Regions from separate parts of the Mus musculus genome. Here region 2 is linked to region 1. Evidence: chromatin loops called from intact Hi-C (ENCODE). Cell type or tissue: gastrocnemius. All regions are shown on one strand. Links, peaks and the distances in the headings refer to the core of each region. The heading gives the core; the rest is flanking DNA.

Region 1 (14,670 bases), core at 5,335-7,834:
AGGTGGCTGGCTGGTGGCTCGGGTACCTGGGGATGGGGAGGTGCTAGGGTCTTCCTAAAGTGAGAGAGAAGGTCCTGTCATTAGTCTGCTAGCAACAAGGTAGGGTACCTCTGCGCCAGCTTGCTTCCCGCATGTCCTCAAGGCATAGGCTCAGTCTATGTCTCTCAGTCAAGAGCACAATCCTTACATCACTAGGCTGGAGACAGTGAAGCAGGGACCTCAGGAAAGCACCCTGCCCAGGTCTTATTTATACAGAAGATCTGCCCCCCCTTTTTTTTTAAAAGGTGAGAAAATGAGGCCCGACGAGGGTTTCAACAGAGCCTCACTAATGAAAGCCACTCCTTAAGGCTCTATGGCCCGACGGATTCTGAAGCTGAGGCTAGCGAGTACTTGCGGCACCTAAGAAAAGCCAGTGCTGACTCTGCAATCCGAGGCCCAACACACCCATGTAAATATCCAGTGGCACTGGCCAGCAAATCTGGCTTAAGGCCACAGGGATCGAAGACACAGGGCAGTTGGGTGAGAACCCCATTTTGGTCCCTAGATAGTTCTGCAAGGCAGCCCTGTCTGTATGAAGGGCATGGCAGAAGCAGAGAGCTGGGGAGTGAGGGTGACCTTCCTAAGCTGAGGTCTGAGAGGCAGGCCATTCTCAGTAAGGCTCATGCAGCAGGTACAGGCTGAGAGAGGCCATCTGGTGAGCACAAAGCACTACACATGCCCAGGCCTAGTGAAGTGGCTTGTGTGTAGACTGAATGAGGAGAACAGACTGGCAGGGAGGCCTAGAGCCCAGGGGCACCAGACCCACCTCAGTGGCTAAGCATGTAAGGAAGACCAGGCAGGCAGCCTTCATGCTGTTTGTATTAGAGGCTTTTACTCAGCAATCCCGGTAGAATGCCATTAATTATTATTATTATTATTTTGGTTTTTCGGGACAGGGTTTCTCTGTATAGACCTGGCTGTCCTGGAACTCACTTTGTAGACCAGGCTGGTCTCGAACTCAGAAATCCGCCTGCCTCTGCCTCCTAAGTGCTGGGTTTAAAGGCATGTGTCACCACGCTCGGCTCTTTTTTTTTTTTTTTTTTTTTTTTTTTAAAATAAGAAAGCTTATCGTGTACATTAAAAAAAAATGGTCACCATAAATAGAAGTTGAGGCTAAGAGCTCTGTGCTGACAGACCAATCTCCACATGCCTGCCAGGGACTAGAGTCCAGGGTTCCAGAACCCTGCCATGGCTGGGGAGCACAGCTCCCACTGGGCTTGATGGATACTCAAGTGGTGTGTTTAGAACTATAAGTAACTTGAAATAAGACCACTCTGACTTCAGGCTTCAGTAGATGGTTCCAGTCCCTTTGATGCAGCCCTGGCATGCTGGAGCATAATGGTCCTGAGTTCCCTGGGATTCTCTAAGCACTCCTGCTGGCCGGGACTTTCCTGTCTACTTCTGCTTTCCCTGCTGAATGATGGCTCCAAGGGTCTGGTCAAAAGAATTCTCAGGAGATGCAAGCCTGTCTGGGCCTGAAGCTTGACGGGATCCCTGTCCCTCCCTCACAGCTGTGTCTAAACCAGGTACTCAGCTTCCGGTGACCTCACCGGGAGATGTGCTTACACCAGAGGCAGGCCTGACGGTGTGGGCCGGCTGGGTAGAGTGGTGCCTACCGTTTGGCTCTCATCTTCCTTTCTGTCAGCGGGCTTGTCTGTCTGGGAGGCTGCCTTTCTCCTAGATGTTGGGGAGAAAAAAAAATACAAATCAGCTTCCCAAGGTCCCCCGTGGACGGGAACTCTGAGCTGCCTCTACTCACACTTGGTTCCCTGACAGACTGTGTGTAGCTTAGAATGCTGGCTTATGTGGACAGGCCACTCGTTAGGCACCCTACTTTCATGAGCTAAGGCTAGTGGCTAAGACTTTCTATACTCACCTATGACCTACACTCAAAACTGGTCTGGGCAGGAAGTAAGCACTTGGGGTGTTTCTTTGCTTACTGAGCTGGTGGTGGCCATCGTTTCTGAGGGAGAAACATGGTAGTGTTTAGGTCCCCCAGGGGACAGGGTTACTTAAGGCCTGCAGATGGACTGGAATCCTGGACCGGTCTGTCTCTTTTGAGTCAGAGCTGTGGGAAGCTTTTTTTTGCAGCTGAAGAACCTCAGCTCTAGCATCATGTCACAATGGGTAAGATTTTCTCTTGCCACACTTGTGTCCTGGACCTCAGTTAAGCTAGCCACGCCCTTTCCGGTCTAGAAAAACATTAAGGAGCTAAAAGCACCCAGGAGAGCTGCAGGGCTCTTCTATACTCAACTCCTGCATTTTCCTCTTACGCATGAATCTTCTACAGGACTCTAACTTTATTGGTGCATCCAGGTCTCATGTCACCTGCATCTGCTTCCTCCCAGGTGTAGATACAGGCCTCTACTTCCCAGCAATGTGCTCCAGTGCATCTTCAACTGTGAGGCCTCTCATAACCTGAGGTGAGCAGCCCACCTGGAGTGAAGTGAGCCTGTATGTGCTGAGGACCTGTCTCCGGCTGCCTGTGGCAGGGTTCACACAAGCTGTCTCAGGATGGGGCAAGAAAGAGGAACAGCAAAATAGCTTTAGAACTCATGGACTGGTCCACCATAGCCAGCTAGCACAAGCACGATGGCTGTGCCCGTGCCTCGGCGCAGCTGCTGTGGCTGCCTCACAGTCCATGAGTGCAGGAAACTTTGAGGGGCGTCCAGCCTCACTGGGCAGTGTCACTGCCACTCACAGTAATAATAATGGAGCTTTGTCAAGCATCGATACTGGAGCAGATAAACGATTCAACCACCACCCTTAGAAGGAATTTAGAGATATAGATTGTTAGTGGCCTTGGGGAACAATTTGAAGGTCAGAAAGTAAAACTATTAATAGTTGAGTGAGGGAATTTTTTTGAGGACAGGGAACAAGAAACAATGGTAGCCTGACTGGTCCTAGCTGATGCACCTCTTCCTTCCCGAGGCTGGGCTGGCGAGCAAGGTGATGACTAATTTCTTGTACTCACCTTTGCCCTAGCTTCCTGATGTTACTTAATGAAAAAAATCGTTAATGAGTAGATGCACCCTGGGGACTTAAAATAAAAATGACTGTTTTTTACATAAAAGTTTAGATTTATGATTCTCTTAAGATTTTATCATTATTTTTAAAGATAAATAATAATTCTTTCTTTGTAACTGCAAATTGCAGCCTGCCAGTAAGAGAAACTGGCTGAGAAAATTATTTTGCTTGCTTTTATTTTGTTAATCTATAACAAGTTGCTTAGTTATGAATGCATGTGGGTTCTTGGGAATAATCTGTTGTTGTTGTTTTAAACCTGTACTGTTTAACCTGTTCTAAGAAAAGTTTATTCATGTGAGAGTATTGGTAAATATGTTTTTCTATGAATACTCACTGTAATGGATCACTTAATGAAAAATAGAAGGTAATCACATTGTGATTCATTTTGTACCATTTGAAAGATTTTGTTAGGATATATAAATTGTGGAAGAAAAAATAGTTGTTATATATATATGTATACATATACATATATATATGTGTGTGTGTGTGTATATGTATGTGTGTGGTGTCTGTGTGTTTGTATCTCTGTGTATGTGTGTGTGTTTATGTGTTTGTATTTCTGTGTATGTGTGTCTGTATGTGTTTATGTGTGTGTGTATGTGTGTATATGTGTGTCTGTGTGAGTGTGTGTTTATGTGTGTGTGTATGTGTGTATATGTGTGTCTGTGTATGTGTGTGTGTGAATCTTCTCCTCCTTTTTTTGCCAGCTCCAAAGAGTTTCTCACTGGCTCCAGTAAATCAAGTTTCCGCCCTCAGAGAAAAGTCTGCTGAATGATCAATCACTGATTCTACACCTGCCTCAGTTTCCCCTGACCTGTGGAAACTGGCCTCTGACAAATTATTCCTCCCACAGACTAGGACCAGTAAGTTCATCAATTCTCTCTCTCTATTTCTTCCCACTCTGGCCTAGCTTAACCTTTGCCTATTCCACGGCAGCTGTCATCACCTCTTCCTGGGTGACAAAGGTTTCTTCACTGGTCTGCCTAGTCGCTTTACCCCATGATGCCCACTGATGCCCAGAAGCCACATTCCATCTCTTAAAATCAGAGGGACGCCTGTGCGGACTACTCAGAGGTAGTCATTTGCCTAACATGTGATCGGGCATGTGTTCCATCACACAGACAATACAGACCAAGCCACTGCAGTCTACACTGGTGAGTGCCTCCTGAGAGGCACGTATGTGCCTGTGCCAGCACAGCAGCCCTCAGGAGGTGCTCACCTGTGACTTCTCCACTGTAGGTGGAGCCCTGCTAGAAGAGAAGCAGGAGAAAAAGCTGCAGGACTGCTAATCTCATGAAGCAGATTTCAAAGACTTGCTTGGTTGTTCCTTGCAGACTGTGCAAGGCACATTTGCTTTTTTAGTGCCTGGACCCCACCTCCGACCCCCCCAGCACCTGGCGTCTGCTTGGCTCCTGGCAACTCTAACCTTTTCCTGTTTTTAGAGATCCTGTGTTTTGGGATACATCATCCAAGCCAAGTTGTTAAGCTCACTGGTCTTAGATTGAAGGAGGGTACAAACATTTTCTTTTCTAAAATGTTTTCTCCTGTTATCTGAAGCCCTATTCAGCTCTGAGATCCAGCTGGGCAGTGAGGCACTCTTTCAGCCTCCTCTCCAGCTGGCCTCCTCCACTCTTCCATGTGCCGGCTTCTCAGCCTGTGCTTGAACACTGCCCGGCTGGCACCTCTGCCACCCTCAGCCCATGGAACTGCACTTCTTTAAGCAGAGGACAGGTAGAGCCTCTTCTGTGAGACCCGTCTCTTCCTCTTGCAGGCCTTAACATACTGTTCTGTGAAGGCTGCTTCATGTCTGCCTAGACTGTTTAGGAGGTCTGGGAAGGCTAACGCTGCCTACAGAAGCAGTGTTGGGGGCAGTGGGGTGTCTGTAGGCAGTGCTCTAAAACTCTGGGACTGTGTTGTATTTGTTTGTCTCTCAGTTTCTTTTTCTTCTTTTTTTTTAATTTTTTTTTTTTTGTAATTTATTTATTTCATGTATGTGAGTACACTGTCGCTGTCTTTAGACACATTATTAGAGGGCATCAGATCTCATTACAGATGGTCGTGAGCCACCATGTGGTTGCTGGGAATTGAACTTGGACTTCTGGAAGAGCAGTCAGTGCTCTTAACTGCTGAGCCATCTCTCCAGCCCCTTGCTTGTCTCTCAAGTGCAGCGGGTGCTGTTCTAGGCCCCCTAAATGTGTCTTAGCAATGACATTCAGCTGAGGACAGTGGCTTCCTCTAGGAGGCACTGTACTCACCTCTTAGCCAGCAGCTTGTTCATTTCTTCCATGAGGCCTCCTCCACCTCCCCCACTGCTTGCCCGGTTGGCATCGGACTTTGAAGTCCCACTAGGACTGGAGCCTCCAGATGCATCTTCTGGCTGAGGGTAAGGAAGAAGTGTGTGTCAGATGCTGACCCAGAAAGATCCTAGGAGTGAGGCTGCTAGTTTAACACTCTCAAGTCCACGGAAAACCAGAATCTAGGGAGGCTCAGGGACAGGCTTGGTAGGCCCACAGGCATGAGTCCTTGCCAAAGCCAGTTAGTTACAGGGAGGAGGGAAGCAACTTTCAAGCCAGAGATATGCATCAGAGCATTCTTTTATGAGCAGACTTATATTATCTGCAGATCTTTCCAGGAGCATGTGCACCCGGGGTGGGGAGCTGAATCAACTGGAAGCACATTCCACGGGAAAAGCAAGGGCAGATTCAGTACTTATTAACTAAGGCAGCTGGGAGCTGATCCAGGGGAAGAGAGTTTTGCTCAGTGTCTCACTGATGAACAGGTGAGGACAGGGTGAGAGATGAGAGTGATACGTAAAGGGTGGCTGGCCTGCCTACCCTGACAGGAACTCTTACCCGCTGCACCCTCCTTAGCTTGGCTCCCGCCAGAGCAGCAGCCAGTCCTGATGCAGAGCTCTCATCATGGTTGGTCCCCTGGGCTCCTCCAGCTGGCAGTGGGGGTGGGGGTGGGGGAGTAGACCCTGTGGGTGGAGGTGGAACTGGGGGTGGAGGCGGGGGTGGAGGTCCACTACAGGAGAGAGTGGTGCTGGCTGCCGATGAGGGATGCCCAGGGGGGAGAATGGGCCCTGAAAAGCAAAGGGGAGGAGTCAGTCTCCAACACCTAGGGGTGTCCAGCTACTGTTTTTATTCTGGGTCCTTCAAAAGATTGGAGGGCAGCTTGCTCATCAGAGATGAGGTGCAGAAGAGTTTGTCTCAGGAAGGCCCTACAGAACCCAGCCCCATTACAATCCCTTCCTATTCCAATCTCCCAGCATTGGGTGCTGGCTACACTGGCATATAGTCACTTAACACCCTTGAGCACAGCAGAGCTCCTCTTGCTCTGCTCCTGCCTCTCCAGTGTGTGTGAGGAGTTCCTGGCAGTGCCGGTTTCCATTATAAGTACTTGGCTGCATCTTAGGTACTGACTGAAGTTGGTCTCAAGATGTAAGTGGGACTTGTACTTGGATCCTAGGGTCTCTAAGAGGTAAGGAACTGTGGGTCCAGAGATGACCAGGAATTTGGGTCAAGGAACCACCGAGGGCTGGCCTCCACTATGCACCTAGTCAGGCACCTCCAGTGAATCAGACACTGTGCCATACACTGAGGGGAGTAGACCCTCAGGGTGCTTTTGGTCTAGTAAGGTCAGCCAACAAATCACAGAGGAGAACACAGACTTGTGCTGCAAGGCTCGCTCTACTAGAAGTATGCACAGGAAGCCTGTCGGAGCTGAAGCTCTTGGATGACTGCCCTACAGAGCTGGGAACACACAGGAGAGGTGATGTCAGGACAGTGAAGGAAGTAGTGCTGAGCCAAGAGGATGGGACGTATGGGAGGGAGACATGCTGGTAGAACTAGACTTGCTCAAGCCATGTTCAGAGGCCTGGGCAGCGGAGGGGAGGGAGGTGCTGCAGCAGCTGAGAGGACAGGGTGTTGGAAAAGCAGGTAAGGTGGTTTGCCATGAGGATGCACTGGGGGGTCAGGGCCTCGGACAGGGCTGGAGGAGGGAGTCTCCCCTACCTGTGGCCGAGATTCTCCTCTCCAGAGACTCCTGGCGGTGCTGCTGCTCCATTACTTGTCTGGAAAGCAATCACAGCAGACACCTTGAGCTCTCTGTGCCCACGCTCCCACATTTAAAAGCTGCTGCTGTGGTACTTCTCATACCCATAACACTGGGCTTTGTTTGTGTGGAGGAAAAAGGATTACCCTGAGTGCTGTCATAGGCACCACCCACTTTCTTCTCTTTTCTTTTCTTTTTTTTTTTTTTTTTTTTTTTTTTTGGTTTTTCGAGACAGGGTTTCTCTGTGTAGCCCTGGCTGTCCTGGAACTCACTCTGTAGACCAGGCTGGCCTCGAACTCAGAAATCCGCCTGCCTCTGCCTCCTAAGTACTGGGATTAAAGGCGTGCGCCACCATGCCCGGCTTTCTTTCCTTTCCTTTCCTTTCCTTTCCTTTCCTTTCCTTTCCTTTCCTTTCCTTTCCTTTCCTTTCCTTTCCTTTTCTTTTCAGAAAGGGTCTCTAATTGATCTAGAACTTAGCAAGTAGGCAAGGCTGGCTGGCCAATGAACACCAGGGTTTGTCTGTTTGCCTTTGCCTCCTAAACTCTGGTATTCAAGTGGCTGATGCCACATCTAACTTTTTAAGGAAAACAAAACAAAACAAAACAAAAGAGTGCTGGAGCTCTACTCAGCGCCCTGCAAGCACGTCACTGGCTGAGCTAACCTTCCTGTAGCCCTGGGCTGCCTCCAACAGAGACAGAGACAGATGGAAGAGGACTGATGAGCTGGACACACTGAGTAGTAAATACCTCAGAGAAACCTGTGTGACCCTCTGGCCAACTGAATTCACTCAGTGGCGTGAGTGGGCCAATGGGCTTGTCTGGCTGTTTGGAGCCACTGTGGTGGCAGGAGAAATGGAAGCTATGCCTCATTTTAGTCCTTTAGAGGGCTCCCTGGAACCACAGGGTTACTAGGCAAGCTTCAGAAGGAGTTTAGGGAAGTATGAGTCTGTGGGCGATGGACCTGTCCCCTTAGTCTGCAGTGGCATGTGCAGGCATCCTCTGTTGCCCCTGTTGTTAGTGGCCTCAGCTCTACTGGGGAGCTTTCAGTCAGACATCTGTGGGACGTGGGGTTACCTTCTCTGGATGTCCATCTCCTCAGGAGAGGGGCCATTCTGCACCTGACGCTGTGTGGAGGGGCCTGTAGGGAAGAGATGCAGAGTGGAAAGGTCAGAGGAGGGAAGAAGGGCCCCAACACAGAACTGTAATGGCACCCTCTCCACCCTCCAGAGCCCAGAGGAGAGATCCTGCCTGCCTCTAACAGTGGGCTCTCACACCCGTGAAGCACCTGCACACCTTTATCTCTCTCTGTTTCCTGTGGCTCTCCCTCTGAAGCACAGTGGAAACTAAGTTCTGCTCACACCACTCTGCTTTTGTTTAAACAGCACCTGCTGTGTCTGCCCACTTGCCACTGTCTCCTCAACCCCAACCCTGGTATGTTAAGAATCATGAGTGAAGGACTAATACCTTCAGCTGGTGACGATCAAGGCCAGATGGAACCTAGGAACTACACGTGTGTGGGGTGGACCCTCCTTGGACCTGTTACTCACACTGGGAGTCTGGGGCTGTGGGAAGAGGCAGTGCAACCCTGCACGGCTCCCTTTGTTCTGGGCCACCATGAAAGCTCCTAGGCCATACCCACTTTGGACCTGAAAGGATAGAGTCCCACTGCTGAACCTCCTGTTCTCAGGAGGGCTAGTGCTGGGACCCATATTTAAAGAGAAATCCAGGCTGCAGCTCCAACCCAAGAAAGAGCTGATCATTCCCGAGGGCCAGTGCGCATCGTCCCTTTGTAAGTGTAACCAGTGGCTTGTGCAAACAGCTTTGTTTCCACTTTTGGGTGAAGTGAGCGTGAATCTACACCTCAGACAGCAGGTAGTCTCTTTAGCCACTCACTTCCCAGAAGCCCAGGGTCTTAGTGGTCTTCCTCTTCTTCTGTACAGAAAATGTTATTTCCTAGCCGGGCGTGGTGGCGCACGCCTTTAATCCCAGCACTTGGGAGGCAGAGGCAGGCGGATTTCTGAGTTCGAGGCCAGCCTGGTCTACAGAGTGAGTTCCAGGACAGCCAGGGCTATACAGAGAAACCCTGTCTCGAAAAACCAAAAAAAAAAAAAAAAAAAAAAAAAAATGTTATTTCCTATGGGAGCCTGATCAGAGCAATTCCCAGACAACTTTTACTCAACCTAGATTTCAACTGTAATTCTCACACAGCTAGGAGAGTGCCCATGAGGAAGGACTTGGGACCACCAAGGAAGCCAGGCCCAGGAAGTTAGGTAACTTGCTCAAAGGTGCAAGAAGCAGAGCAAGACAAAGCCCCTGCCACAGCACCTGTCTCATTCTCAAGTCCAGTTTCAGCATGGTGTCAGTCAGACTGGCTTGAAGAGTGAGATGGTGGACTCACGTGCCACCTATAGTGCCCCAAGCTGCCCCATCCCTGGACGGAGCATTCAGGTGCAGACTTGTGTCTGCATAGCAGAAAGGAGTTGCTTGACCTCTGCCTTGCTCATTCTGGTGAAGGCAGGTTTCACAATGCCTCAGCCCAACATTCTGGGACTCTGCTCTTAGCCTGGCCAAGGCTGTGGAGGTTTAAATGAGAAATGTCCTCCACAGCTCTGGCTACGTGAACACCTGGTCACCAGTTAGAGGTGGTGTTGGGGGAGGTTTAGGAGGCGTGACCTTGCTGCAGGAAGTGTGTTATGGGGGTGCTCTGCTCCTGCCTCCACCCCTTCCCACCATGACAAGCTCTATGGGAGCCAAAGTGAGTGAGCTGCTTTTGCTTATGGTGCTGTCTTACAGCAGCACACAGGTCACTACTACATAGGCTTTAGGTTCAAGCTTGAACAACTGAACTCACCCTGGGTCTAGACTGCTTTCCTCCTTCTGGAGGCCAAGTTCCTATTCTGGCAACCTTGTGTTGCTCCTTGTCTGAGGCTTTGTCCCACCTTATGACTAAGACCCGGAATGCCTGGTCCACACTGGCTGATGATGCAAGGTCTGCTCAGCTTCTGGCCTGGCTTGGTTACTATGGTTGTTTCTTTTCCTGTTAAGACGCTCTGAGAGCAGATATGCTCACAGTGTGCTGCTGTCATTTACTTGGTCTTCTCAGTCTTCATGCTGACCTAGACTCCCTACACCCTCAGCTAACCTGCTACTACAGAAAGCTGGGGAAGGCCATCAGGAGCCACAGTCCCTTCCAAGCCTGGTGCTCTATCCTGAGCAGGAAAAGATGCTCTTGTACATGTGAGGCCATCTTTCCTAATCCATTTTCCAACCACATGTGCCATGGCAGATTCTGACAGAAGGGCTGGGAGGAGGTTTCTTCTTCTATAATGGTTGCTGGTCTCCTGAGAAGCCCTGGAGAAGAGCTCACTTAACAGGGGCCTCTCCAGCTAGGCAGCATTTCTCAAGTGGGAGTAGATGTCAACAAGAAAGCTATGGTCATCCATCCTGTGCTGAGCTACTGCAGATAACTTCCCTTATGGCTGTAACCACAGGCCAAGATGGTGGACTCACGGTGTCACCTCTTGCCTCCTGGGCTGAGCTGTGACCCTGCAGGATAGGGGTGAAGAGAAGGAGGGTCCCTGATCCCGCCCCCCAATACCTTCTACAACTCAGTATTTAAGGATATTTATTTTATTTTAGTTAGTTTGGTTGGTTGGTTTTTCAAGACAGGGATTCTCTGTTCAACAGCTCTGGATGCCCTGGAATTCATTCTGTAGACTAGGTTGGTCTTGAACTCATAGATATCCACTTGCCTCTGCCTCCCAAAGTGCTGGGACCGAAGGCCTGCACCACCATGCCTGCCTTAAGGGTATTTTAAAAAAAGGATTCATTTTATGTTTATTTATGTGTATGTATCTGTATCTGTTACATGAGAATGGGCACCATGAAGGCCAGAGAGGGCATTGGATCCCTTGGAGCTGGAATCAAGGGTGGCTGTGTAGGGGTATAGTTCAGTGGGTGATGTGCTTGCTGCACAAGCTTGAAGACCCGATCTTTAGCGTCACGTAAAGCCAGGAGTGGTGTGTACACCTGCAACCCCTGCAGGGCATGCCTGACCCCTGTAGGTCCAGCCCCCATAGTGGGCCTTACTCCCAGCAGCAAGCCAGGCAAGAGGCAGAAGAGAAGAGCTAGGAGAACTACCTCCTGACACCCTTCCTCTCGGAACACAGAGAGCTGCTAGCATAGAGGCTGGGCCTCAGGCGGAACTGGAATCCGAGCTTCTCTGCTTCAAGCTATGACGGTTCTTAGGAAGGACTGGCTGCTTGATGTTGGGAAGGTCTGCTTTCTAGCCTCAAGTACAACTACTCACTCACACTTCCCAAAGACCTGGCAAATCAGAGGATGTCCTTTATCCTTGAAGGTCACATGGTGGGGATCATGTCAGAAAATAAACAAGAGGAGAGTGAGAAGGGCATCTCCACCCATGGGACCACAGGAAGCAGAATGACAGAAGGAGAGATGCTCTGGCTGGAGAGGACAGAGCAGAGTATAGCTGGAACATGGTGGGAGTCAGGAGACTGAATCTCTGAGAGTGAGCTCAGCACTAGGCAGGGCAGAAGCACACAGGGATCCACTGGAGGTGACAGGCAGGTAAGAGCAACCTCCTCCATCCTTCACAGCTTCTTCAAGCCTCAGTAAGCTTGCTGGTGGTGCCTGCCTTTAGTCCCATGTCCTGGATCCTACGCAGGAAGGCCTTCTCTTCATGGATGAAAACTGTCTGCTCAGAGCTGTGCCTTGAAGTCTGATGGAATTAGAAGGGGTGTTGTGTAGGAGACCAAGCTCTGCTCTTCCAGTCCTCCCACTAGTCCTCCACCTCACCTTTCAGCCCCTTCCCATTCCTGGCTGTACTCGTGTACTCTCCAGGGTGATTTTATCCCCTGTATTTAATTTTTACATTTTGAGACAAGGTCTCACTATATAGCTCAGGCTGGTCTTGAACTGCTAGCCTCCTGGGTCTTTGCTGGGTTTGCCTCTAAGTAATTAAGGCTTCCTTCCTTCTTTGTACCTCAGTTTCTTATACATGTGAAAGATAGAAATAAGGACCATTTATCTCCAACCCTCCCACCCTGCCTTTGGTTCTGGGGATTAAGTCTGGGACAAGTGCTCTGCCATTGAGCAACCGAGCTACTCCAGCCTCCAAATATCTACAATTCAAAAGGACAAACAAGAAAACATACCAAATTATTAATAGTGGGTATCTTAGGATCATGGGGATTTCTCCTTATTTTGAATTTCCAAATTATGCATGAGTAGCAGGTACCACCTTTGAGACAGGTAACAAAGTGGTTACAAGTCCCTCCAGTCCCCGGCCGGCCGGGTGTCAGAGGAGGCAAGGCTGACACCTGCTCCTAATGAAGGCTCTGCTCCCTCCCTCCCCACCAAATGACACTCTGGACAGCAGCCTCAACTCCTCTGGGACAGAGCCCAGGCTAAGTTTCCAGCTCTCCTTGTTAGGAAAGGTATCTCTTGGGCTTCTGAAAAGATGGAACCTGAGATCCCAGGAGTGCCAGAGACAAAGGACCCGTACCCGCTCAGTGAGGCCTGATGTAATTTCTGGCCAGCAAACGACAGCTGCCTGCTCTGAGCTGGGCAGCTGCCCAAGGCCTCTTGAGTTGCTCTCTGCTTCCCTTGCTACCATCTTTCTAGCTGCCTGTTTTTCCTCTTTCCCTTTTGGCTAGAGACTAGGCCCTTCCGCCTGTATGGCGCTCTTCCTGCTGCTACATAAACAAGTGTCTGTGTAGGAAGGGAGTCTTACTTACATAGACAGAGAGTTACCAGGCCCAAGCCACATAGGAATGGGTAGGAGGACTGGGGCCAGCTCCCAGGACAATGTCCCCCAGCCCACGAGCCTTCTAGTATACTCGTACTATCCTCAGTCCTGGTACACAAATGCCTCCACATCCATACTTACAAAGCAAAGACAACTCCTGTGTCAAGCTCACGAAAGGACAAATGCTTGAGTGTCCCCACCTTCCACATTTTTGTTTTTTGAGACAGGGTCTCACTGTGTTACTCTATGGCCTGGAGCTTGCTATTTAGCTGGTCTGTAACTCACAGAGATCTGACTAGTCTCTGGCACAGCAATTTAGGCCCATGATGGCTAATGGCCACTGGCTGTTACGCTCAGATCACATCTTTGCCTGCTGACCTGCTACCTCTGGTCCTCCAGCAACATTTCCTCACCCCTGAGCCCTGGCACTGGGCTGAGCAGTTACAACTCAGCAACTAGACAAGCAGATCGTGTCTGGCCCGAGAGCATGGACTGCGACAGCCCTGTGGCATGGAGAGTCTCTCTTACAGACAGGGAGACTGCTTCCAAGAAGGTAGAAGCCCAGGCCACACAGAGAAAAGAGATCACTAGACTGTGCCATTGAGCTTCAGAAATAACATGCAGAGAGGAGACCGATGACAGACAGAGACCTGGTGTCAGTGAGTATTCCTCTCTGGTCCTCCTCCTTACATGGAGACCCAGCAATAGGGCAGCAGTTTGCTCAAGGTTATGTCCACATCAGAGACAACACAGAGCCAGAATCCAGCCTCCAGTTCTCAGGTCAGAGCACCCTACCCACGGGCTTGGCTTGTTCAGGTGATCTCCTTAGGCAAGTAGCTCTTCTAATACCATCCCCTCACCCCCTTTCCTAATAACTCGTTAAGGATCACAATATTAATCTTAAAATGAACCTCAAACTGGATTACAGTAACCATCTACTACATTTTTGTGGCTTACAAAGCATTTTCATATCACTTTAGGGGATTAATTTTCTCAATTCTCAAATAGGATGTATTAATTTTCCTTTACAGCTAGGGAAACTTAGACTCAACTTGGGAATGGAGGACATCTTGCCTCTGGAGTGATCAGGCCTCCACTGGGCAGTGCAGCTAGAGCAGAAGTCCAGGCCTCCCGATGCTAGTTTATCCTGCCAATTCTGCAAGGACCCTAGACTCAGGGGGAGATGCTCTCCCCAGGATGCAGCACTCAGCCCCCCTACCCCAGCCCCAGCAGTTGGGAGAGAGGAATCCCAGGAGGAGCAGGAAGGAAGGGGAGAGCTCCATCACCTACAGGTCACTCTGCAAAGCACGGTGCAGTCACAGTGGCAGAAGCAGAAGCAGTGAAAGGTCCACTCCCTGCTGACCATTACCGGCAGAGCTCCTCCGCACAGTCTGCAAGGTGCCTTGCGCATCCTGGCCACTTACCTCCTCTTCCTCAGCCGCCTGGCTGGTGCAGTGGTAACTGATATGCTGTCCTGTGGGCAAGTGGGCTTCACTTTGTCAATCTTTAATGAAGCTTCCCAGCTAACCTATCAGAGCCCTCCTGGCTACCTGATTCCAGCATGCTCCATGGGCCCTGAGGGACTGTGCAGACCCCTTGCAGCAACAGGGCTACCAGGTGTTTGTCTGAAGGGACCTCCCAGCCTAGCTCTCTTCTTACTCTGATGGAAGCAGAGATGAGTTCAGGAAGAGGGGATGGAAGCAGGCAGAGGAATTCCTGGGCACTTTTTCCACTGTCTCTTTTGGCTTTTCTCCTAACTTGCTCCTTTCATTCATAAATTCT
Region 2 (14,670 bases), core at 6,938-9,437, 54 kb before region 1:
TAGTGAAGATGCAGATGAAATAATTCAGTGTGATAATTGTGGCATTACAGTTCATGAAGGTTGTTATGGAGTCGATGGGGAGAGTGACTCTATTATGAGTTCGGCTTCTGAAAACTCCACTGAGCCTTGGTTTTGTGATGCCTGTAAATGTCTTTTAAAAAGAGTATATGGCCGGGCGTGGTGGTTCACACCTTTAATCCCAGCACTCAGGAGGCAGAGGCAGGCAGATTTCTGAGTTCGAGGCCAGCCTGGTCTACAAAGTGAGTTCCAGGACAGCCAGAGCTATACAGAGAAACCTTGTCTCAAAAAACCAAAACAAAACAAACAACAAACAAACAAAAAAGAGTATATGAACTTTTTTTGACTCTAAAGACCTAGCAAAGCTGTAAAGAATCTTTTGGTTGTAGCCGACCTCAACACATATAAATTTCTCAAGATTTATTTATTTATTTTGATAATGGGGTTATCTGTATAGCTCCGGCTGTCCTGGAACTTGCTCTGTAGAACAGGCTGGCCTCAAACTCACAGAGATCCTCCTGCCTCTGCCTCCTGAGAGTTGGGATTAAAGGCACACACCATCACCATCTGTCTACAAGATGTATTTTGTGCGTATCATCTGTAGGACTGCTTAATTACTCTCATTTCCTCCACGATGCTACCCAGTTTTTCCTTTATTTAAACCTAAAGCTGAGTGTCCCAGTGATGAACTTGGGGTTTCTGAATGCTTTTGTTTATTCCTCTTCCAACATATGCTGATGTTTAAAAAAAAAAACAAAAAACCTCCTCTAATCCCCTGGGACTGAAGTTACAGACAGGTGTGAGCTTCTGTGTGGATAATGGGAATTAAACCTGGGTCCCCTGGAAGAACAGCCAATGATCTTAACCACTGAGCCATCTCTCCAGCTTATAACTGCAGTTTAAAAACTATCTTTATGAGACAGAGAAATGCTGAAGTTAAGTGACATTACCAATGAAATGGATCTAGCTGATAATTACAGAACATTTCACTCAAACACATACCTTCTTCTCAGCAGCTCATAGGATGTTCGCCCAAACTTGAACACAAAGCAAGCTTCAACAGATACAAGAAAGTTCAAAGAGCATCCTACATCCACAGACTACCACAGACTAAAACCAGATATCAGTAACAACAGCAAAAACAATGTATACAAACTGATGAAAGGTGAACAATTCACTACAGAATGAAGAATGGATCAAGATGGAAATTGAGACAGAAATTAAAAACTTTTCTAGAATTGAATGCAAATGATAACATAACATTCCCAGACTCATGGGACACAATGAAGGTGGTTCTAAGATGCAAGTAATTTAAAGGCACTCTTTTTTTTTAAAGAAAAATAACAGTGTTAATTTTTAAAATTAGATTTATTTATTTATTTCATGTATGTGAGTATACTGTTGCTGTCTTCAGACACACCAGAAAAGAACATTGGATCCTTGTTACAGATGGTTGTAAGCCACCATGTGGTTGCTGGGAATTGATCTCAGGACCTCTAGAAGAGCAGTCAGGACTCTTAACCACTGAGCCATCTCTCCAGGCCTTAAAGGAACTCTTGAAAACTCAAGAATAAAAAGAACAAGTAACACTCAAAAGGGGTTGATGACAATAAATATTCAAACACGCATGCAGGGCTGAAATCAATAAAATAGAAATAACAAAAACAATACAAAGAATCAATGAAAAGAAGGGTTGGTTCTTTGAGAAAAATCAATAAGATTAATAAACTCTTCATCAAAATAACTAGAAGATGGAGAGAGAAGATCTAAATTAATAAAAATTACAGATTAAAATTAGTGTATAATAACAGTCACTGGAAATCCAGATAATCATAGGACATACTTTACTAGAAGATGGAGAGAGAAGATCTAAATTAATAAAAATTACAGATTAAAATTAGTGTATAATAACAGTCACTGGAAATCCAGATAATCATAGGACATACTTTTAAAATCTATCAAATTAGAAAATCTAAAATAAACAGATAAATTTCTTGATATATATACCACCTACCACATTAAATAAAGATCAGATTAGCAGACTTAAAACCACTAGTGAAATATAAGCAGTCATTAAAAGTCTGATAACCCAGAAAAGCACAGGGCTAGGTTTTCATGCAGAATTCTACCAGACTTTCAAAGGAGAGCTAATACCAATACTCTTCAAATTATTCCCCAAAATAGAAACAGAAGGAACATTGCCTAATTCTTTTATGAGTCCACCATTATCCAGATGCCTAAACCCCATGAAGACTCAACAAAGAAAGATAATTCATGCCAACTTTCCTTACAAAGTTAGATGCGAAAAAATTGTTAAATATTTGTAACTGAATCCAGGAGCATATCAAAGATTATCCACCATGATCAAGTAGGTATCATACCAGAGATACAAGGATAGTCCAACAAATGGAAATGGAAAATGTAACTAACTATATAAATTATATAAAGTGAAAGACAAACAGCACATGATCATCTCATTAGATACAGTAAAGGTCTTTGAAAATCCAACACCCTTTAATGATAAAAGTCCTGGAGAGATTGGGGATAAAAGAAATACACTTCTGTAGTGGTCTGGCCTGATACTGCTTGTATTCTAATGCTAATACTGGTTCCTCAAAACCTGGTTGCCCCAGAGACAACAGAAATTGTAAGTAGACCCAAGGTGACCCAATGCAATCTTGCTCCCAAGCTATTTCTGATTGGTGAATAAAGATGCGGACAGCTAGTAGCTGGGCAGAGGAAGGCAGTGGAGTTTAGGTTTCCTGGGCTTGGGAGTAGGAGGAGAACCGCAAGCAGGAGAAGAAGGGTTTTGCATGATTAAGTGCACACCTCAACATAATAAAGGAGGTTTACAGCAAGGCCTAAGGCATTTGTTTGTATGAAAAAAAAAAAAAAACCTTAAGACACTGAAGAAAGAAATTGAAGATATCAGAAGGTAAAAAGATCTCCCATGCTCATGGATTGGCAGAATTAATATAGTTAAAATGGCCACCTGTAGTGGTTTGAAAGTGTTTGGCCCAGAGAGTGGCACTCTTTGGAGGTGTAGCCTTGGAGTAGGTGTGTCGCTGTGGGTGTGGGCTTTAAGACCCTTTTTCTAGCTGCCTGGATGTAGCTACCCAGCAGCCATGGAGAACCAGGTTTACCTGGAAGGAGAGCTGGGGATGAATGGGACAGACGAGAAAAAGAATGAGACCAAGGCAAAGTTCTCCGATCACGGCCCAATGTTTAATTCTTAAGTCTGAATTTAAAGGGGGGAACCCATCCCCCACTTTGCCAGGATCTCAGGTAATAGTGGAGGCTATACTCCAAATTAACTCTGGCTCATAAAGATTTTTAGCTGTCTTCGTAATTGGAAACATACTTACTAGAAGACTCAGAATCTGTGTCCACTTGATGAACCAATCTTTCAGGCAGCTGTTGGGCTCTGTCGTCTTCTTCTTCTTCTTCTTCTTCTTCTTCTTCTTTTTTGTTTTTGTTTTTTTTTTTTTTTTTTTTTGTTTTTTGAGACAGGGTTTCTCTGTGTAGCCCTGGCTGTCCTGGAACTCACTCTGTAAACCAGGCTGGCCTCGAACTCAGAAATCTGCCTGCCTCTGTCTCCCTAGTGCTGGGATTAAAGGTATGCGCCACCACACCTGGCCTGGCTCTGTCTTCTTTTTGTGAAAAAAGATACAGACAGAAACTTGCCCCCAAATTAAAACAGGATCTGGACTATTCCACATTTTAGTTAGGGGATCCCGCCATTTAACCACGGCATATGAGCTGGGAGTGACTGGATGCCATGGCAATTAGCTGCAGACGGACCTTTAGCATCGGTTTGCAAAAAATTTAAACGATTAAGACAAGAGCAAGATGTGCTTTTGGTGACCTTGGGGGTATAATTCCGCCCTTTTTTGTTTTTAAAGAAAATATTGTTTTTAAAGTTCCCCAATACCTTGTCCTTGAGAATTATAAGGAATCCCAGTAATAGGGGTAACATTAAATTGTTGACAAACTATCTCAAATGCTTGGCCTTAATAGCCAGTTCCATTATCTGTTTTAATCTGATTTGGAGCACCAAGCACAGAAAAACAATGCAGGTAATGACTAATTACATTTTTAGTTGCTTCTTCTGTAAAAGCAGCTGCAACTAGAAAGCCTGAAAAGGTGTCAATAGTCACATGTACATATTTTATTTTTCTAAAATGAGAAATATGAGTATCCATTGGCAATAATTGATTAAGTATAAGTCCTCAAGAATTAACAACATTATGTGGAACAGGTAGATACTGAGGACACTGAGAACAAGTCTTTACAAGTTGGCATGCATACTCTCTAAAAATACCAAATTATTATCTCAAGCTATTACTATTTTGATGATGTAAAGAATGAGATTATATGGCCAACTGTTCCTGTGTAAGGCCTATACTCTGCCTGGGTTACAAGTCTGCTGTGGCATTGCCTTAGGGGGGTCTTGTCCAGGCAGTCCAGGATGAGTTATTAAATGTCCAAGGACAGTGCTTTAAAGGAACAGTACTGTCTCTTAACTTGAGTTGTATATATGCATTAACAATTGCAAACTTTGAGAATTAGCAGTATCTAAAAAAGGAACAATTTCAAGCAATTGTAAGCCCTGAGCTATATATATATATATATATCCCTTTATGGGATGCATGAGTAAAGTTACAGGAAATACGAAAGCATGCACAGAAGCAAATTTTAACAACCTGTCTTTGTCTACTTGGAGACGAAGAAAAATGAATCCGCATTAATGGTCCCTTTGCCAAAGAACTCCTGTGGGCACATTGAGTAACAATGACTAAAATAAGCAGCTAACTATTGATTACAGCAGCTTCTTCTGTCTTCTGTAAAGCTATTCGTCTCTCACCAGTTAATTCACATCCCCCTTGATAACATCCAACAAAGGTTTAAGTCCTCCTGTGGTGAGCTTAAGGTGAGGTCTTAGCCAATTAACATCTCCTAGAAGCTTTTGGAAATAACTTGAATGAGATAAATCATCCTTTTTTTCTTGAATTTTCTGTACCACAATTTTTCTAGGATACAACTGAGGCCCCAAATATTGAGAAAGATATTGCCTCTGAATCTTTTTTGGAACAACAACTACTCCCCAAAACTTTAAAGTTTGTTGTATAAGAGCAAAAGTAGTAAAATTCCCCTTCAGAGGGATTAGGTAATAAAATATGCTCCACATAATAAACAATATACACTGAAAGATTCTAAGTCCTAACTTCTTGTTTTGAGGCAGAGACAATTTTTTTTTCTTACATAATGTAAGGCAATTATCCATTCCTAGAGGCAAAACTTTCCAATGATCACAAGCTCACTAGAAGCAAATCCTTTACAATTATCAGGATGCAAAGAAAAAAACAACCTTCAAATCCACAATATATCCATATGGAGCAGGCAGGTCAGATTGCAATGCCTCTACAGGTTCCACAGCCCCATTGACCTTTCATAAATCTTAAGTTTAAACCTTATTTTGAACAACACCTGGATATATCTGTAATAATACTGTTTTGGCTTAAAAAGAATTACTGGGAGGCGAGGCAAGGCCCCAAAAACCTCCCTAGGCAGGGTCCATGCAAACCTCGCTGAGGCAGCTCTGAGCTTTGCATTAACTCAAATGTAAATGTTTCTTTTTTTATTCCTTTAAGTTTTATTGCATTATGATGAAAAAAGATACATAATTTCAGTTTACCTGAATTTGTTAACATTTAAAAACATATTTTGAGTAAATAGACTTACATCACATTCTTCTTTCCCTTTTGTACCCTAACTCCTCCCGGAGAGCCCTCCTCCCTTCAAAACCTGCAATACCTTTCTTTTTTTATCATATTCTTTAAAATTTATAAAATATTGTAACAATAAAAATGACTATTATAAAGTTGTTTGATATAAAACAACAATCAATTGAACAGTTTTATGTAGATGTTTGTCTACAGAAAACAGGAAATACATGTTTTTCTCAATATAAATTTTAAATAACTCCAAATATATTAACCATATATCTTAAAATAATATATTATTATTAGTTTTTTTTAATGAACATAAATAGATAAAATATTTTTGTTTGTTTGTTTGTTTGTTTGTTTTGTTTTGTTTTGTTTTTAGTAGAACTTAAAATCTTGGCTTACTATGGTACAAACACAAAAAAGAACAGTTTTTGGGCACTGGAGTTCATTGTAATGTCCCTCACATCACCAAAGGATTTTTACCTCCATAGCAGATAAGCTAAGAGTTGACAGTTCTGCTGCATCAAGGAATGAATTGTAAGCACAATTTTTGGATACAGATTTCCTGCTATGGTCAAAGCTATTTGACTTGAGTGATTGTGATTTGAGTGATTTTCAGCTCACAGGGAACAGGTTACATTCATTTAAGAAATGGTGTGTGTATTAAAATGGTCTATCCATGAAGTCACTCATCAACTGTCTCAATGAACAACGGTTCTGCTTGGAGGTTGGCCCAGACGTTAGGTGAGGGTAACCATTGGCTGTGATGGTTTTGAGATGTATTCATCTCAGAACAAGAGTAACTCATAAAGTCCTCTTCTTCAAAATTGATACAATAATTATAAATATCAAGCAAAGCCTCATTCTCACTCTTTGCTGTTCTCTTACAAGCTACCCCCCAAATTAATTGTCTACATTTATTTTGGCTGTATAAATAATTTTGAAATATGTAAGCTGTTCTGAAAATCATAATGTAGTGTAATAACATCAAATAAACAATCCTACTAATAGAGAGGCTGAGATAGGAGAAGCATGATTTCAAGACCTTTATGTGGCACACAGCAAGACCCTACCATGTACAAACAAGCAGAAAGTATATATGGATTGTACAATATTAGACCTATTTCTCCCATTACCAAATTAGAGAGACCACAAGATGACAGCCGACAAATTTCTAATTTCTCTTATTTTTGAATTTCATTTGATTAGGAATGTGGTAATATTAATTTTCATATTAAGAAATATTAAGGAAAAGTGATTGTGCCGGGTGGTGGTGGCACACGCCTTTAATCCCAGCACTTGGAAGGCAGAGGCAGGTGGATTTCTGAGTTCAAGGCCAACTTGGTCCTACAGAGTGAGTTCCAGGACAGCCAGGGCTACAGAGAAACCCTGTCTTGAAAACCAAAAAAAAAAAAAAAAAAAAAAAAAAAAGTGATTGTTACTTCCTGTTAATTTTCTTGTTAGAGGTGGAATTATGTTTGTGTGGGTTTGTTGAAAGATTACTTTCTTGCTTTTTCTAGGGTGTAATTTCACTCCTTGTGTTGGTGTTTTCCATCTATTATTCTTTGTAGGGCTGGATTTGTGGAAAGATATTGTGTAAATTTGGTTTTGTCATGGAATATCTTGTTTTCTCCATCTATGGTAATTGAGAGTTTTGCTGGGTATAGTAGCCTGGGCTGGTATTTGTGTTCTCTTAGGATCTGTATGACATCTGCCCAGGATCTTCTAGCTTTCATAGTCTCTGATGTAATTCTGATAGGTCTGCCTTTATATGTTACTTGACCTTTTTCCCTTACTGCTTTTAAAATTCTTTCTTTGTTTAGTGCATTTGGTGTTTTGATTATTATGTGATGGGAGGAATTTCTTTTCTGGTTCAGTCTATTTGAAGTTCTGTAGGCTTCTTGTATGCTCATGGGCATCTCTTTCTTTAGGTTAGGGACGTTTTCTTCTATAATTTTGTTGAAGGTATTTACCGGCCCTTTAAGTTGGGAATCTTCACTCTCTTCTATACCTATTATCCTTAGGTTTGGTCTTCTCATTGTGTCCTGGATTTCCTGGATTTTTTGGGTCAGGAGCTTTTTGCTTTTTGCGTTTTTTTTTTTTTTTTTTGACTGTTGTGTCAATGTTTTCTATGGTATCTTCTGCACCTGAGATTCTCTCTTCTATTTCTTGTATTCTGTTGGTCCTTTTTTAACTCCAGGGTTGTCTCCCTTTGTTATTTCTTTATTGTTTCTGGTTCCATTTTTAGATTCTGGATGTTTTTGTTCCTTTCCTTCACCTGTTTGGATGTGTTTTCCTGTAACTTTTAAAGGAATTTTTGTTTTCTCTTTAAGGGCTTTTGCTGTTTACCTGTGTTCTCCTGTATTTCCTTAAGTGAGCTATTTATGTCCTTCTTAATGTCCTCTATCATCATTATGAGAAGTGATTTTAGATCTGAATCTTGCTTTTCTGGTGTGTTGGGGTTTCCAGTACTTGCTATGGTGGGAGAACTGGGTTCTGATGATGCCAAGTAACCTTGGTTTCTGTTGCTTATGTTCTTATGCTTGCCTCCCAACATCTGATTATCTTTAGTGCTACCTGCCCTGGATATGTCTGACTGGAGCCTGTCCTTTTTGTGATTCTGGTTGTGTCAGAACTTCTCTGAGTCAAGCTGTCTCTGTGATCCTGTGATCTTGTGATCCTGAGATCCTGGGTGTGTTCGAGCCCCTGGGAGTCAAGCTGCCTTTGAGACCGTGATATTGTGGTGTGACCAAGCTCCTGGGATCCTGGGATCCTCTGATCCTGGGCGTGTTGGAGTTCCTGGGATTGGAACTGCCTCTAGGTGTTGTGGGACTGGCTGTGGAGTTTGTGCCCAAGGTCTGCTCTGGACACCAACCCAGACAGAGTAGAAGGAACCCATGCCACTGGCCTGGTAGAGTTCCTGGGTGCCTGGGTACCTGCGTTATACAGGGCACTAAGTTTAGGCCCCATTTCCTGGTGGCTGATCTGGAAAGCTTGCAATTGAGCAATAAGATCCTTGTCAGCCTGAAAAGTCACTCTGGGGGGATGGAGAGCCACAGTCAAGGGGATCCCATACAGGATCTCAAAGGGGGTCAGGTTAAAATGGTAGGGAGTGTTTCAGGATTGAAACAGGGCCAAGGAATGGAGCACCACCCAGTCTGTGCCAGTCTCCAAGGTCAATTTAGTTAAGGGCTCTTTGGGATTCTGTTCATTCTCTCTACCTGCCCTGAGCTCTGAGAATGGTACGCACAATGGAGCTTCCAATTAGTCCCCAATATCTCTGCCAATCCCTGACTTACCTTATAGACAAAAACAGAACAGTTGTCCAATCTAATTATCTTGGGCACTCTGAACCTCAGGAAAATTTCCTCTAATATCTTCTTAGCTACCACGGTAGCTGTTTCCTGCTTGGTGGGGAAAGCCTCAATCCATCCAAAGAAGTTATCTACAAACACTAGAAGGTATTTGTAATCATATTTTCCTGACTTAACTTCTGTAAAATAAACCTACTAATATACTCTAGGTCGTTCTCCCCTAGGTCTTTTGCCCTGTTTATTCTTGGCTGAATAGGCATTTACTTGCTGTCATACCTTACACTGTTCTACTATCTCTCTGGACTAAAACCTGAGATCTATTATATATACTTTCGGTCCCTTAACTGCTTGGACAAGCTTTTTATCTCCTAAATAAGTCCATCTGTGCATTTGGCCTAGTAAGTCTTTTGCTTGCTTTCTGGGGAATATAGTTTGTCCTTCTTGTGTGTGCCACTGCCCTTCCTTCTCTAGGTTGGTAGGGTGGCTAGCAATCTGAGTCCTTTCTTCTTCTGTATATTTTAAGTGAGGCCATCCCTTAGTCCAGTCCCATTTCCCAGCGGGTGTCTCTTGCAGGCCCATAGCTGGGATAGGTTCCTGCATAGCCACTTCTTGAGCCACTTGATCTGCTGGGTTATTGCCTTGAGCCACTGAGTCTCCTCCCTTCTGATGTCCTCAGCAATGAATAATACTCGCAGTTGCCAGCTTCATTAGGGCATCCAAGAGATCCAAGATTTCCTGTTTGTTTTTTCTTTCTTTCCCCTCTGATGTAAGCAGCCCTCTCTCTTGGTATATAGCCCTGTGGACATGGGCTGTGGCAAAGGCATACCTGCTATCCATGTAGATGTTAATTTTCTTGCCAGCCCCAAGTTCCAAGGCTGTGGTGAGGGCAATTAGCTCCACTTTTTGCACCAACATGCAGGGGGTGAGGGGCGGAGAGGTTCCATCCAGATGACATTTGTGCCATCCACTACAGCAGCACCCATATGTCTCTGACTTACATGGAGAAAACTGCTCCCATCTGTAAACCAGGTAGCCTTGGCTCTTGGCAGGGCTCTCCTTTTGGGCCAGTTAGTTGTGGTATATCGTGCAGGAAGTTTATCTGGGCCCCTATTGGAGAGTATGTCTCGCCCCAACAGAGGGGAGGGACAGTCTGGGATGACCATAACTGAATGGGATTCCCGGTCCATCCCTAGGTCCACTGTTCTTTGGGTAGTCCATGAATACATTTTGGTGCCAGCAGCTCCTCGGACCCAAGATTCTTTTCTTGCAAATGGGGGCATCGGCTTGGAGGAGGACCAAGTGTTGAGCCCCTGTGTCCACCAAGAATTGAATGGATTTCCCTCCCACTCTCAGAGTTACCCTGGGTTCCGGGAGGGGATCTGAGCCCTGTCTTCCCTAGTCACTGTTTTCCCCCCACCCCCAGAGCTAACACCTTTGCTATTTAGGGGTGCTTTCCTCAAGGCCTGGGATTTCCCTGTCCCCAGTTTCCATTTGTTAGGGCACTTTCAGGCCCAGTGGCTTCTCTCCTTGCAATATGTACACTGGTCCTTTTCAAGGGGTTTTCTGTCTCTCTTCTCTGCTTTCCCTAACTACTGTAGCCAGGACTCTCTGTAGATTCCTTCCCTGTCGCTTTTCTTTCTTTCTTTCTCTGTTCCTTCTGCTCCTCTGTCTCCTCATTATGGTAGACTTTCTTAGCAACCTGCACTAAATCCCTCAATGACCCATCCTGCAGTCCCTCCAGCCCTTGAAGCTTTTTCCTCATACCTCTACTAGCCTGGTCTATAAAAGCCATAGTCACAGTAGTTTTGTGCTCCTCGCTGCTGGGGTTATAAGGTGTATATTGGTGAAATGATTCCATGAGCCGCTCTAGAAAGTCTGCGGACAACTCATCTGGTCCTTGCTTAATCTCACATAACTTGGTCAAATTTGTGGGTCGTTGTGCGGCCCCCCCTTGAGACCTGCCAATGGAGTCTGGCAGTAGACCTTCAGGTGCTCCTTATCTTCTGCTATATTAAAGTCCCAATCAGGACTACTCAGGGAAAGTCTGCTGTTGACAACAGCCTAGTCAATCGATAGTGCCCCCATGTCTGAGGGGGCATCCTTTCTGGCTTCCTGTATTATCCTCTCTCACTCTTTGGTCATGAGGAGCACTCTCCTGAGTTGTTGGATGTCATCCTAGGTGGGCTGATGAATAAATAAAACAGTCTCAAAGAGATTAATCTGGAAGGAGGCAGGGTGTTGGGCCTCCAGTTGTACAAGTCGGTCAAAGAGAGGGGCCAATATTGCATAGCCTCATTGCCCTTTTCTAGAGCCCCATGTGACCTCAGTGGGAGAGCCATTGTGGTATCAGGGGAGGTGGCTCTCAGACTTTGGGTCTCATGGTAGGACAGGGAAGTTGGGGGTCTCCTCCTGCTCCTCCCTCTAGTAAAGGGAGGTACAATGACCCTGGTCCTATATAGGCTGAGGATCCCAGAGCCAGTGCTGGTGCTGGTGGGCCCATCGGGGCAAGGGTAGGGGGATATGGAGGAGGAGGAGGGTCTTGGAGCAACAGGTCCACTGTTGAAAGGTCTTGGAGGATCGACTTCTTCTCAGGCCTGGATCCCTCCTCCCTCTCTTCCTCCTGACGGCCAGAACCTGTGAGGTGGGTCTTGGGGAAAGAAAGGTTTTTATCCATGGGTGGGGTGGGGGTGGGGAGGTCCTCCACTAGAGTCTTCCAGGTAACTATATAGGGCACTTGGTCTGAGTGCCTGAGGGATCCTGGCCTAAAGACTCTTTCCTCTACTGCTTTGATCACCTGCAAGTTGAAGGTCACTATGGGTGGCCATTTGGAGGAACAGAGAGTAACCAACTTGCTCTTCTTTACTACCACTGACAAGTTTTCTCCTCCAGTGGTTAACTAGGATGTTTAATGGGGTAGATTCAGTCTGTCCAATAATGTCATCAGTCCAAGTCCAAGAACACTGAGCGAGATAACCAACACCAACAAATACAGAGAAAGAAAATCAACATACAGACAGCCCACCTCTGCCATAGGTAGGCGTCCAAGTCCAAGACAGACAGTTTGCCCCTGCCACGGGCAGAAGCCAGTAATCATGTGACTCGGCCGGCTTATGCCAGGACCAGATCTAATAGAGGGCAGTTCTCCCAACTCCCTCCAGGCAACCTGGTGCATCCTCCAGGCTTCCTGAGGTCATGACATTAAGGCATGTCTGTCTACCACTCTTGACCCCCCTAAGACCATGGGCTTTCTGAGCCCCCAGATGCTTGCAAGCAAACCAAAAGTTCAGACGGGCTCACACTCAGTCTTTGACAAACAGCAATGCAGACAAAACCTCTGATTCCCGGGTGTCCCCACAGAGGGTCGAATTCCCAGCCAATGAACCAAATGTAAGACTCTAATGATCCTGAGCTACAGGGATCCTCTGAGTGAACCATGCGGAGCAAAGGACTGATGCAAAAGCAAGAGGAATTTATTATTCAAAAGCACCGGGGCTGTCCTGCACTCGAAGGAGAAGCAGCAATCCCAGGTGGCCCATTTGGTGAGTTTTTATAGTTTCCAGGGGTTGAATAGAGCATCAGCAACTAGGCACAATGTGATTGTCAGAACAGTGTGACTTTTAAACTGATTGGTCCTTAGGGGATGAGGTAGCAAGGGCTTCCCTTATCTGTGGTTAGCCAATGGTCAGTCCCCCCTGTGGTCTTTCTGAGGAATGTAATCAGCCTTTCCCTCTCCCTCTGGAGGAGAGGGGAGCCTGGTGGAATTTTCCAAAGGTCCTGAGCTGACCTCTTCATCACCACCAAATGAAACCTGCAATGCCAGGGATGGGTCACATCTGAGTTGTTGGCTAAAGGGGCCCCATAGAAACTCCTAAACAACCTAGGCTATTGTCAAGGTCTTGGTTGCTCTCCACACAAATTGATGGTAAAGCTCTATTCCTCAAGACAACACCTACATAACTCATTGAACACAAAGAAGTCTTCGCCCCTACGGACTTGTGCTCATGGTACTGGAGGATTCTTTGCACACTTTCTGAGGAGAAAGGTAGACACTAACTCAGCTCTAAACCCTTCAGTTTACAACTGTGACCTGCCTACATAACATTGGGCCCCATTTTGGCCCTGGTTTGGGCCTTGAAGACAAACCTGAGCCTGGCTCGAGTTTTGAGACCTATCTCAGTCACTTCCATATCGAGGTGACTCAGCAAGACCTGCCTCTGCCCCGCCATTGCTGATGTACAGCTTTGCCATTGGCCCTGTCAGTCACTCCATACCCTCTGTCACCTTTTCCTGCCTCCTATGTCATCTTACCCCACCAAAAATCCCCCTCCCTATGTTCCAAACTTATATAAGTGAGAGGCTGATGCCATAAAGTTGATTTCCTGTTTCAACAAGATTCCCGGCACTGTGTGTTTCTTTTGGGCCATCTACACTTGCAATCCTGCTCAGCCCCAGAGAGACCCCAGCGGGACTGGTACCTCTCTCCTCTCTCCTGGCAAGGAGCTGGCAACTTAATACACAGGTGCAATAGTGACACAAACATTCTCGGGGTAACCAACCTCTACTATCTGAATAGACTTAAGGTCCATGGGGGGTAACCAATCACTATCTGATTAGATTTAAGGACCACTCCATGAGATAAAACCTTCACTTGTCACTGCTTGAGTGGCTAAGAACCTGAGATGAGGCCATGGATCTATGGGAAAACCAAATACCACTGTTCTGTCAAGGGAACATAGCACTAAAATAACCAAATACCACTGTTCTGCCAAGGGAACATAGCACTAAAATAACTCCTAACAACATTCTGTACTTATAGATCAGCGTCTCGCTCAGCCATCATTAGAGAAGTTTCTTCTTATAGTTGATGGGAACAAACACAGAGACCCACAGCTGCACAATGTGCAGAGACTGAGAAACCTTGGAACTCGCAGTCCTAAATGGGATGTGTCCATCAGATCTCTCCTGCTAAGGACTCAGGGAACTCTGCAGAAAGACTGTAGGAGCCAACGAGGATGAAGACTGCCACACCACCTCCAGTAGGATCTGTGTGACAAGTTCCACAGACTGAGGCGATTGACCTCAAAAGGGGGAGGCCTCATGGACCCAGTTGTGGAACTCTTCGCCGGAGGAAAAATATTGAGCCGTAGTTCTCATGGCAATCTATCTGTTTTGTTTTCTCTTATTCCTTTTCTTATTTACATGTTCCTGGTAGCTGAGGCCAAGGTCTTAAGCGAGAATAATGGGTAAGAAACCATCCCTAGAGATGGGGCCACTAACATGACCTTCTCCCCAGGGAAACCAACACTTTACCTTCTAAATCATTTACAAAACTATTATGATAAAAACTTTCCCAACGATAAAATTTCATATGGCTACACGTGTGTCATCGGAGGTGAATTTTGGTATATCGTAAAGAAAGCCTTAATTAGAAAGAATTAAAATAGTTTAAATCTGTGCATTGAAGATTTATAAAAAATTAGCCATTAGATGTTAAATAATAATTGACCATGGGGATGGAGAGTTAGCTCAGCGGTTAAGAGCACTGACTGTTAAAGATTTATTAACCTGCCCCTGGAAATATGCCACTAGCCTTGGATGACAGGCCCCAT

Evidence for each region. Hi-C counts contacts between places; a loop is a spot of excess contacts. Peaks named below come from ENCODE experiments on the same cell type or tissue, not always from the same donor. Only the 100,000 strongest peaks of a DNase experiment are listed, where the experiment ranks them.
Region 2: it touches region 1 in a loop (9-fold over the local background); 1 of 42 quality-filtered maps calls a loop at or near these places.

What each region holds. Positions count from the first base shown.
Region 1 is chr12:108,666,875-108,681,544 of GRCm38, reverse strand. It overlaps Evl (Ena-vasodilator stimulated phosphoprotein), which reads right to left. Exons shown (of 13, transcript NM_007965.3): 4 at 8,193-8,256; 5 at 7,080-7,138; 6 at 5,919-6,148; 7 at 5,322-5,443; 8 at 1,656-1,716; 9 at 1-54. Gm40571 (a long non-coding RNA gene) reads left to right here. Exons shown (of 2, transcript XR_003950261.1): 2 at 2,388-3,445. Among named protein-coding and RNA genes, the nearest start is that of Gm40571, 9.0 kb to the left of the region's middle. In gastrocnemius, for the core only: no CTCF peak of the experiment used is centred there; DNase peaks (open chromatin) are centred at 5,372 and 6,857; H3K27ac peaks cover 2,073 bases.
Region 2 is chr12:108,722,625-108,737,294 of GRCm38, reverse strand. No RefSeq gene overlaps it. Among named protein-coding and RNA genes, the nearest start is that of Gm40572, 19 kb to the right of the region's middle. In gastrocnemius, for the core only: no CTCF peak of the experiment used is centred there; no DNase peak of the experiment used is centred there.